Linked DNA regions of Mus musculus: region 2 is linked to region 1. A link is a loop called in an ENCODE intact Hi-C map of the cell type or tissue named here. Cell type or tissue: left cerebral cortex. All regions are shown on one strand.

What was found. Peaks named below come from ENCODE experiments on the same cell type or tissue, not always from the same donor. Only the 100,000 strongest peaks of a DNase experiment are listed, where the experiment ranks them.
Region 2: a loop joins it to region 1, with 3.0 times the contacts of the local background. A loop is called at or near these places in 3 of 42 quality-filtered maps.

What each region holds. Positions count from the first base shown.
Region 1 is chrX:12,837,677-12,842,676 of GRCm38, reverse strand. No RefSeq gene overlaps it. Among named protein-coding and RNA genes, the nearest start is that of Gm14634, 78 kb to the right of the region's middle. In left cerebral cortex, a CTCF peak has its summit at 2,859 (motif pointing right); DNase peaks (open chromatin) are centred at 1,553, 2,384, 2,831 and 4,624; H3K4me3 peaks cover 1,102 bases; H3K27ac peaks cover 1,235 bases.
Region 2 is chrX:12,693,472-12,698,471 of GRCm38, reverse strand. Med14 (mediator complex subunit 14) reads left to right here. Exons shown (of 31, transcript NM_001048208.1): 22 at 2,182-2,319; 23 at 4,776-4,887. It overlaps Gm52422 (a long non-coding RNA gene), which reads right to left and starts at 1,389. Exons shown (of 2, transcript XR_003953047.1): 1 at 260-1,389. In left cerebral cortex, no CTCF peak of the experiment used is centred here; DNase peaks (open chromatin) are centred at 1,011 and 2,743.

The DNA.
Region 1 (5,000 bases):
GGATAACAGTGTGTAACAGCATACCTGACTTATTCAGGGCTAAGAATCAAACCTAGAGCTTTGTGAATGTTAGACAAAGCACTCCACAAAAAGACCTATAATCTTTACTTTGATGTAGGCGAAAATTATTTTATTAATAATATTTAAACAATTTATTTTTATTGTGATGGATATATAAGTTTACACAAAGGACCAAATCATGCAGACACCTAAAACTACATCCAGTACCATGTTCAAGAGCTCACACATTCACACCCAAGTAACACTGGAAAATGTTATTTTCTTCCTTTTAAAAAGTGTGTGTGTGTGGGGGGGGGGCTGGTGAGATGGCTCAGCGGTTAAGAGCACTGACTGCTCTCCCAAAGGTCCTGAGTTCAAATCCCAGCAACTACATGGTGGCCCACAACCATCTGTAACAAAAATCTGATGCCCTCTTCTGGAGTGTCTGAAGACAGCTACAGTGCACACACATATAATAAATAAATAAATAAATAAATAAATAAATATTTTTTTAAAAAGTGTGTGTGTACGTGCGTGCGTGCTCGTGCAAGCACTTGTACATGTGTGTATGTGAGTGTGGAGGTAAGAGGAGGACACAGGGTATTCCCCTCCATCACTATGTGCCATATTTCCTTGAGACATATTCTCTCAATGAGCCTAGATTTGGGCTGAGAACCTCCAAGCCCTGGTAATCCTCCACCCATCCCCACCCCCACCCCCAGCACTGAAGTCAAGTGTATATGGCCACATCCAGGCTTAAAAAATAATTGTATGAGCCGGGCATGGTGTTGCACGCCTTTAATCCCAGCACTTGGGAGGCAGAGGCAGGCGGATTTCTGAGTTCAAGGCCAGCCTGGTCTACAGAGTGAGTTCCAGGACAGCCAGAGTTACACAGAGAAACCCTGTCTCAGAAAAACCAATAATAATAATAATAATAATAATAATTGTATGTATGTGTATGACGTGTGTTCATGTTTATATGTGAGGGGACACACATATGGAGGTCAGAGGACAACTTTGGGTGACTTTCCCCCTTGTGACTTATAGTGACATTGGAAGCCTATTAAAGGAAAACTATTCTTGGTCAGGAGAATGGAATCTCTCTCTGGGTAGAGACATGGCATTGTCCCTTGAATTAATCCAGTTGGCCTGCTTATTATATAATCCAGTGCTCTGGCCAAGGACCACCCCTCAGGAAGTCGGGTTCACTGGATCTATGCTAGAGAGACAGGTGGAATAATGAGCCCTTTAATCAGCTGATGTATTTTCCCTCCCCAAAGCAGTTGCTAAGGAGCTTCCATGAAGTCTATCAAAGTATAAATTTTCCTTTTTCTTCTTCTTCCTCCTCCTCCTGTTCATGGAGCCTAGGTAAGACTGGTCTACACAGTTCCAGGAAAGGCAGGGCTACGTACAGAGACCCTGTCTCAAAGCGGGGCAGGGTCAGAAAAAGGAGTTTTAGTCAACTTGACCACCTTGGGAAAAGGGACAAAGAAATCTGTCCTCTGTTCTTGTGTCGTCATGCTTCCACTCCCATCCTCCACTGCTTCAGTCTCTCCAGCAAGGTCACCTGACAAGACAGAACCTGGTCTCCATTTCAGCTCTCAGCCTTCCCTTTTCTGAGTATGAGGTTCCTAGGGAAATTACAATGTTAAGAGTGTCTGTTGTTTCAATAGTCTGTTTGCTACAATGTCTCTTTCCAATATCCTCTTTCCTGCCTAGCAGGCTGGCTACAAATGGGTGGTGGTTAGGCGGGGTGGTGGTACGGTGGTGGTGATGGTGGGATATTCCTGGGGCACACCTTTCCTCCATTCCAAGAAACCGACCATGGTCACTAGCTGCCCATCAATTTAGTACCAGATTCTCAGACCGGACTAAGGAGATCAGTCCGTGCATTTGATTTCAGAAACCGTGAGACTGGAGGTCATCGTGCCCCTTTCACTGGAGAAATGGTGGGAAGAAAGAAACGCGTCATTACAATCGTTAAGGCTGTCTCTTTGTCCTTGGTGATACAAACTAGTTTGCTGAATTGGCTGCTGTAATGAAAAAGGGGGTGGGGGGAGAGATTGAGATTTTTCCCAAGCGTGGGAGGTAATTACTGGAGAAAGGTTGCGCGTCTGCGGCGAGCAGGTTACACCACACGAACAAGAAAAACGCGGAGCATTTTTCTAGCTAATAATGCCCATCCAAAAGCAAAGGGTGGGAGGACCCTGCGGCCCCGCAGGCCTGTGCTGCCGACAGCAAGCTGCTTGGACTGGATCCAGGATGCTGCTGGCAGCTGCCCATTGCTCACACGGAGGGGGAAGGGGTGGAGACTCAGCTGGAGCAGGAACAGGGCTGCAGCTCCTTAAACGCCCCAGCTTTTGCAGGCATTGTCATTCCAAATCCCAGCTCCCTTAGGGACTTCGTCCAAGAACTCAGGCTGGCTGTCTTTGCTATTTAGGACTAAAATAAAATTCCCTGCTTCTGTAGGATGATTTGGTAGTAGCTCTGCGTAAATCAGCTTCTAGCCCTTTAAAATTTTTTCGTTCTTTTCTTCTCTCTGGTCTGCAACAGATGCTTGAAATTCCTCTTTGGCAAAAGGAATTCTCCTTTGCAGCCTTCGCTTTTAAATGCAAATAAGGCCGTGTGGGGAAAGTGAATCGGTTTGTCTGAGGATAGCATGTGGATGCTTGCACAAACATAACACGAAATGAAAATGTTGTAAAGGGCTTTATGGGGGGGGGGTCTGCCTGCAAGACCACCACCAGTCTAGCCCGTTGGCAGAATAATTCCATTTGGTCACATGCTCACTTAGGCACTTTTTTTTTTTTAAATCACTTTCAATTATGTCTGTAAACGCCAAGTGCAGGTGCTCTCAGAGGCCAGAAGAGGGCATCAGATCTCCTTTAAGCTGGAGCTACTGGTAGTTGTTGGGGAAAGGAACTCCAGTCCTCTGTAAGAGAAGTAATATTCTTAACCACTGAACCATGTCTCCAGCCCTCCCCAAACTTTCTAATTAAGGGTTACTAAGTACAATAAGTTTGAGATAAGAACTGCCCCACCCCCTGGCATACCACACCTCCCCGTGGGCATGGGGTGGGGGGGTCCGCTCTCGAAAACACACACACACACACACACACACACACACACACACACACAGTTCCAGTCGCTGAGCCAGGCCCTGCAGGTACAAAGAGATGGTTCCTCACAGAGAGGTTCAGGGAATCAAATGTGTAAAGAGAGGGCAGTTACAGTATCAGGTTTCTGTTAGAACCATGCTGACCTGGCACATGCAGTGGAGACTGGGTTAGGTAGTCACAGAAGGCTTCTTGGAAAGGGCATGTCCTAGTGTTAGAGAAGCGATATGCTTTCTCAGTGAGAAATCAGTCCTCAAACTAGAGGTGAATGAAAGCTCTTTAGTAGCGGTTAGCCAATTGGGGTTAATGCCCAAATAAGAACTGACCCCCATCAGAAGGTTTCTATAAACTTTAGGATTATACAGTCCATGAACATTGTCATCCTTAAATCTTTTTTGAGTCCTAGCTCCAGGTTACACTTTAAACAATTTAAACACAGACAGGAGACTGTAACTTTGGTCCCTTAGGCAGGGAAGAGGTTCACACAGCAAAGATACTGCATATTGCTAGAATTATTTTTAAGTACACCAGTGGTCTTTCTTTCTTTCTTTCTTTCTTTCTTTCTTTCTTTCTTTCTTTCTTTCTTTCTTTGAATAATTGTTCCAGGTGGGTCATCTTGTTAGAGGTATTCTTTGGGAATGAGAATCAGGGATTAATGACTGGTTGTATATCAGAGGTGTCTCCTTGTTGGGAATAGGGTCTAATATCTGGAAAAAAAATTTACACCCTAGTATCCTAAATTTGTTTGTTTTTCAAGTCAGGGTTTCTCTGTGTAGCTCTGGCTGTCCTGGAACTCACTCTGTAGACCAGGCTGGCCTCGAACTCAGAAATCCTCCTGCCTGCCTCTGCCTCCCAAGTGCTGGGATTAAAGGCATGCACCACCACTGCCCAGCTCAAATCAAACTCTTGTGTGAATCTGTTTTGTGGTGTGATCTTTGCATTACCTTAGCCCTGACCTGCCAAGATACTTCTCTGCCAAAACCCTAAGAGGCCTGGTTCACATACCTCCGGTATTTTGGAGGCAGTGCTCCCTTAGCTAAATTCCATGTCTCCTAAGCAAATCTATTAACAAATTCTTTATAACACCATTTGTATTTGTTTTGAACTTTGATCTCATTAGTGTGGCAGGAGATCAAACTGGAGACTACATCAAGATTAACATAAAGGTTAATCTTAGCGCTCCAGAGGCAGAAGCAGGCTCATCTCTTATTTTGAGGCCAGCCTCTTCTACTTAGTAAGTTCAAAGCTAGCCAGGACTACATAGTAAGACCCTGCTAAAAGAGAAAGGAGTGAGGAAGAGGAGATTAACTCATAAAAGAAGCCAGTTGGGGAAAAAAAAAAGGCAGGAAACCCTTCTCTACTTCAGCTTCACACAGCTAATGAAGAATGTTTATGGCAGGTTGCAAAGAAAGACTGCAAACCTTCTAAGGGACTAGAAATTAGCCAGTCTGAGGCAGCCAGGGAGAGGAACCATGATTACATAATAAATGTGGCAAACGTCCAAGATGGCTGCCTTCTGCCTCACCCCACTGACCTGCTGGCAGCTTAAAATAAAGGCCTGGTGGGCTTTTTTTCCTCCAGCCAGTAGGGCCCCCTCCTGACAGACTTACTTGTTTAACAAGCTCAAGGCCAGATCAGCACTGTTTATATCAAAGATTTGGGCTTATCCTTTCCAATTGACCAGCAGTAAATTGGGGGGTGTGTGTGTGTGTGGGGGGGGGAGCCTTACAAGAACAAAGCAGGAAAGTCCTCCAGGAAAGACTGGACTGTGAGCGTCCAGAGGGCCCTCCCTGCTGGATTTCTTCTCTTGTCCCCAATTAAAAGCCAGTCTTCGGCAGCTCATTTTCTCAGCAGTGTTGGAGATTTTCCCTGATGCATTTGATG
Region 2 (5,000 bases), 140 kb after region 1:
CTCTCTCAAAATAGCAACCCAAAGTCATCAAAATATAGAGTAATTCAATTAGCAGACTTAACAATTTGGTCTACATATATGTCTGTGTACCATTTATGTGTCTGCATCCTGGGAACTAGAGTCATAGATGTTTGTGAGCTGTCATGTTGGTGCTTGGAAATGAACTTGTGTCCCTCAGGAAGAGCACCCAAACCTCTTAACTGCCAAGGTAACTGGCCCTGCTACTCTCAAAGTGTCTTGAGAATCTGGATGGAAGTACCTTTGCTTCTTGGCTTTCCTGGTGGCTTCCTTAGGATATGAGTGTTCTAATTGGGTAGTTCAGCCATCTGCTTTAGCAGCTTCTAGGAGCTTCCAGCAACTTCCATGGTACATCGCTGTTTTTTTTTTTCTTCTTCTCTAATTTAAAAGACTATGTTCTTTTAATAATCCTCTAATGATTTTGATGAAATAATGACATGCCTATTTGAAGATGGGAAAGCGGTATTAAGTGGAGAATCAGACTGCAAAGGTGACTCGATGGATAAGAGCACTTGCTATGAAGGAAAGAAAATCTGAGGTCAAATTCCTTGCACCCATATATAAACTAACAAGCCAAGCATGGCTGTGTGTGACTATGCCTTCATTGTTGAATGAAGACAGGTGGTTTATTGCAATTTACTGGCCAGCAAGCTTAAGTGGAGAGCTTCAAGTTCTTTCAGACACGCCCCCCCCCCAAAAAAAAAAGAAGGAGGAGGAGGAGAATACAAGACCCAGTCACGCAGTCAGTCCTCTACTGACCTGTATCTGCACATAGAATCCTTGCACATCCTGAGAGAGCCATACACAGAAAGACATCGCTTGAGACATAAACTCTAGTAGTCTTGCTTACGTTTTTGATAACATACCTTATTTGAAAAGGCTTTCTCACTCCAGATGGTTCAGGATTAAAATGAAGCAGTCTAAAACACCAAAAGTTAGCTTTGTGTGTACAAGCGTGTGGGTGGGTGGTGATGGGGTACATGTTTGTATTGTAGGAATGAATCCCTGTGTGTGTGTGTGTGTGTGTGTGTGTGTGTGTGTGCATGCGTGCGTGCGCGCACACGCGCGCACATGCGCAAGTCTAAGCCAGACGTTGATATCAGTTATTTTCATTCTTTAGTTTACTTTTTGAGATGAGGTCGTTTACTGATCTTGGAGTTCACAGATTTACAAGAGTAGTTAACCAGCATACACCCCTTCTCTCTGCCCCTCCCCAGTGCTGGGATTACATCTGTGCAGTGCCACAGCTAGCTTTTTAACAGAAATCCTCTTCTTGTGTAGAAACACTTTACCAGCTGAACCATCTTCTTTGTGTAGCGCTCTCTCTTTTTTTTTTTTTTAAATAAGGTCTTGTTTTTTTTGGTCCAGGCTAGGCTCTAATCCAACAGTTCTCTTATTCCTGCCTCCTACATGCCGTGGTTATTGGCATGTGTCACCATGCTAAGGTAATGCACTTAATTCCTATTCATCTTTTTAAATCATATTTTCTAGATTAAAGTGTGAGACCTTGTGCCTGTCATTGTGGCCATATGCCTATAATTGTAGCACATCAAGGTAGATATCTGTAGTCAATGCCAGTCTGGTCTTAATATATAGTGAGTCACAGGTCAGCCACGATTACATAGTGAAATCCTCCCTCAATATCCCCCTAGCCCCCCCCAAAAAAGAACAAAGGAAAAAGAAGCCCTTTGCTAATGAGAAATTTTATGCTGATGCTCATGTATATATGGCCTGCATTTCTGGGTGAGAGAATGCCACGTGCTTAGAGCTCTCAGGGTATTTAGTTTACTGGACTCTTTTTACTGTTTACAGGTTACCTCAATTTGCTCTCTTGCTCCAGAACTCAAATATCTCATTAGACTGTCTGCATAGCATGGTTGTGTTACAATATTCTCAATGATCATACATATTTTACTTAGGTTGTAAGATGTCTCAGCAGGTAAAGGCATTTGTCATCATGCCTGACAACCCAAGTCTTGGCCACAGAACCCACTTGATGGAATAAGAGAATTGATTCCTGCAAGATGTTTTTTAGCCTCCCCAGATACGCCATTGAAGATGCATACACATGCACACACACAAGTACACACATACCTAAACAAATGGTTACATGGGGAAAAAATATTTTGCTGAAGTAATTAAATTTTGTGTTTATACCTGTAGACTTTCCTGAACATGTTTGTTGATAGCAATCAAGATGCTCGGAGAAGATCTGTAAATGAGGATGATAACCCTCCTTCTCCTATAGGAGGTGACATGATGGACTCTTTAATATCACAGCTCCAGCCACCTCAGCAACAGGTAAATGTCTGCCTGCAAGTCTACTGTCCCATCTGTGGAACAGCTTCTATAGGTGTCAGCATTTCTTTGTTAAAAGATAGAATGTCTTTGGAAGACCTAAGAAGCCCAGGAAACCCCTATTAAAAAATTGTAACAGAGACAACAAGGAGACCTCCATTGGTAGGAAATGAGCACTTGAGGTCAAGGCTTTTTCTATTACTACTCATTTCTAATTGGGAAAAAAAAGTCTCTTGCTGGATGCTGGGCAACCTTTTGTGCAGCAGCCTCACTGTGTCTTTGAAAGGCAGCTGTTACACATTTGCTGTTGTTCATTAAGGTCTCTGCCAAGCCAGCCAGTTCTAATTTCAAGGGTTCTTCTATCCACAGCTTCACCAAGTCATGCGATCACAGCTCCAAAGCTTTGAGCACTCTTGCTGACTCCTTCCCTTGCCTAGTTGAACAGCCCGCAAGCCAGCCTCAATTTGTTCTCACTTTGTCTCTCTTGAAATAGAAAGTAGTCACTCATTGATCTTGGACTCCTAAACCAGTGCCTTATGATTCACTAGCATGGAAAAGACTCTGTGTGTCAGGGTACAAAGAACCTTTTGGCTGGAGCCTTTAGCAGTTGATTTTAGTTGTATGTGAATGCACAACCTGTTGCCAAGGTTCTGAGGCGCATCCTTCAGAGGCAATTTTCTGAAGTAACTCACCGCTCCTCCTTCGTAATCTTTTGTGAAATAGCACAGTCCTTGGGCTTCCTCGCTTCTGGCCTGGCTACTTATGCTTAGTAAGTCCAATATGCTGGTGCTTGTGTCTTTCATCGAGTACTAGACTCTTAACAGCAGGAGTTTGTATATTACACCTGGCAGGTATTTAGCTTTTTTCCTTCCCTGTATTTGGTTTTCTTGCTGACATAAAAATACAGGGCAGCCCAGTAAGACCCAATATGAATACCTCTGTACCCAGAGTGGGGCTGTGACAGATGTTGACTTAGATGAGAAGATTGTAGACCATCACAATGGAGGAGGACCTTGCCCAGCAATGCCAGAGGAGTGCTGTTGCTGCTGCTGCTGTTCTTCCTCCTCTCCCTCCTCCTCCTCCTCCTCCTCCTCTTCTTCTTCTCTGCTATTATTTATTTTGCGGGTTTTCTTTTTGTTTTGTTTTTTTTTACATTGTAAATCTCTCCTTGAATTGATGTTGGGAAAGAGTAAGTCACATATTCTAGGAAAGCAGTGATTGAGATGGGCTAGATAGTAGCCACAGCAAGTGTCATACTGACAATTAATAGAGAATCTGTTATTCCCCTCTCCCTAAATAAATCATCCATTGGCTGCTTTCCAAGAATTTTATAGGTCACAGAAAAATCACACTGTAGCTTATTAAACATTCTGGTTTTGCTAAGAGTTCTATGTACCAATAACTTTAATACTTGATATGAGATTTCCACCTGGGAGAATAGTTAGAGGCTAAAGGATTAGAGGTGGGTAGATTAAGGAAAATTTAGCATGGTCTAGTGATGTTAGGAAGATTCATCACTGTTACAACTCCTAGATTCTTTGTTTCTGTTTTGTTTTTCTTGTTTCTTTATTTTTAAATCAAATGTCTGACAGTGTCACTCAGAATACTTGGGGGGTAAAAAAACAACAACAGGAAAAAAAATTACCACCACCAATAAAAATTGTGTTTTGAGACAGTATCACTATTAGTCTTGGCTGTTCCGGGAACTCCCTCTGTAGGCCAGACTGGCCTCAATCTCACAGAGATCAGCCTGCCTCTGTCTTCCAAAGTCTGCATTAAAGGCATGTGCCATCTCATCTGCTTAATGTTTTTAAACATTTATCAAATGGTACATTTAAGAAGTGTTGAAGGCGCATGCACAGAGTCAGAAAATGAAGCAACATGAAGCTTTTAAGTAATTACAATACTGTTCTATATTTTGCTATATGTGATTAATACCTCAACTTTAAAAAAACAGACTTGGAAGGTAAATGTAAAATATGCTTGCACACATGTGTGGGTGACTGTATCACTGGAAAATGGATCAGGAGGAAGTGTGCTACCATGGAAGCTATATCTCCAGCTACATTTACCACTTTTTATTTGCTGCAAATGGAGGCAGCAATTAAAGGAATGGGTATTGAAAGATTCACCCTGATTTTACAGATGTTAACATCAAGGATAGAAATAAAACTGGCAGGAAAATGGGGGACGGGGGGACAGAATTGGTGATGTTGAAGCAGGTAAGAAATGAGGGGCTTGCTGGTTTTCAAACAGTTGCAAGCCTTCCTTCTTCCAGACTTCCTAGTTTGCATGGTCGACGTGTATTTAGAATAGATCTGTATCTAAATGGTTTCCTATATGCCAACCAGTGGAGCAGCAAAGCCTTATGTTGGTCTAATGAGGAAAAACTACACATATATTCTCTGTGGTTGACCAGCATGCCAACATTAACTTTGCTTTTCTTTTTTTCCCACCAGCCATTTCCAAAGCAGCCAGGGACATCAGGCGCTTACCCTCTTACTTCACCCCCTACATCCTATCACAGCACAGTTAATCAGTCCCCCTCTATGATGCACACACAGTCTCCAGGTAAGATACGAGTTATTCTCTGTTCTTGTCTACCTCAAGAGGAAGCATTGCTTAGGTGACCTCAGGTGTCACACAGGTTTTTACCTGCTCTCTGTCTCATTATTTGCCTACAT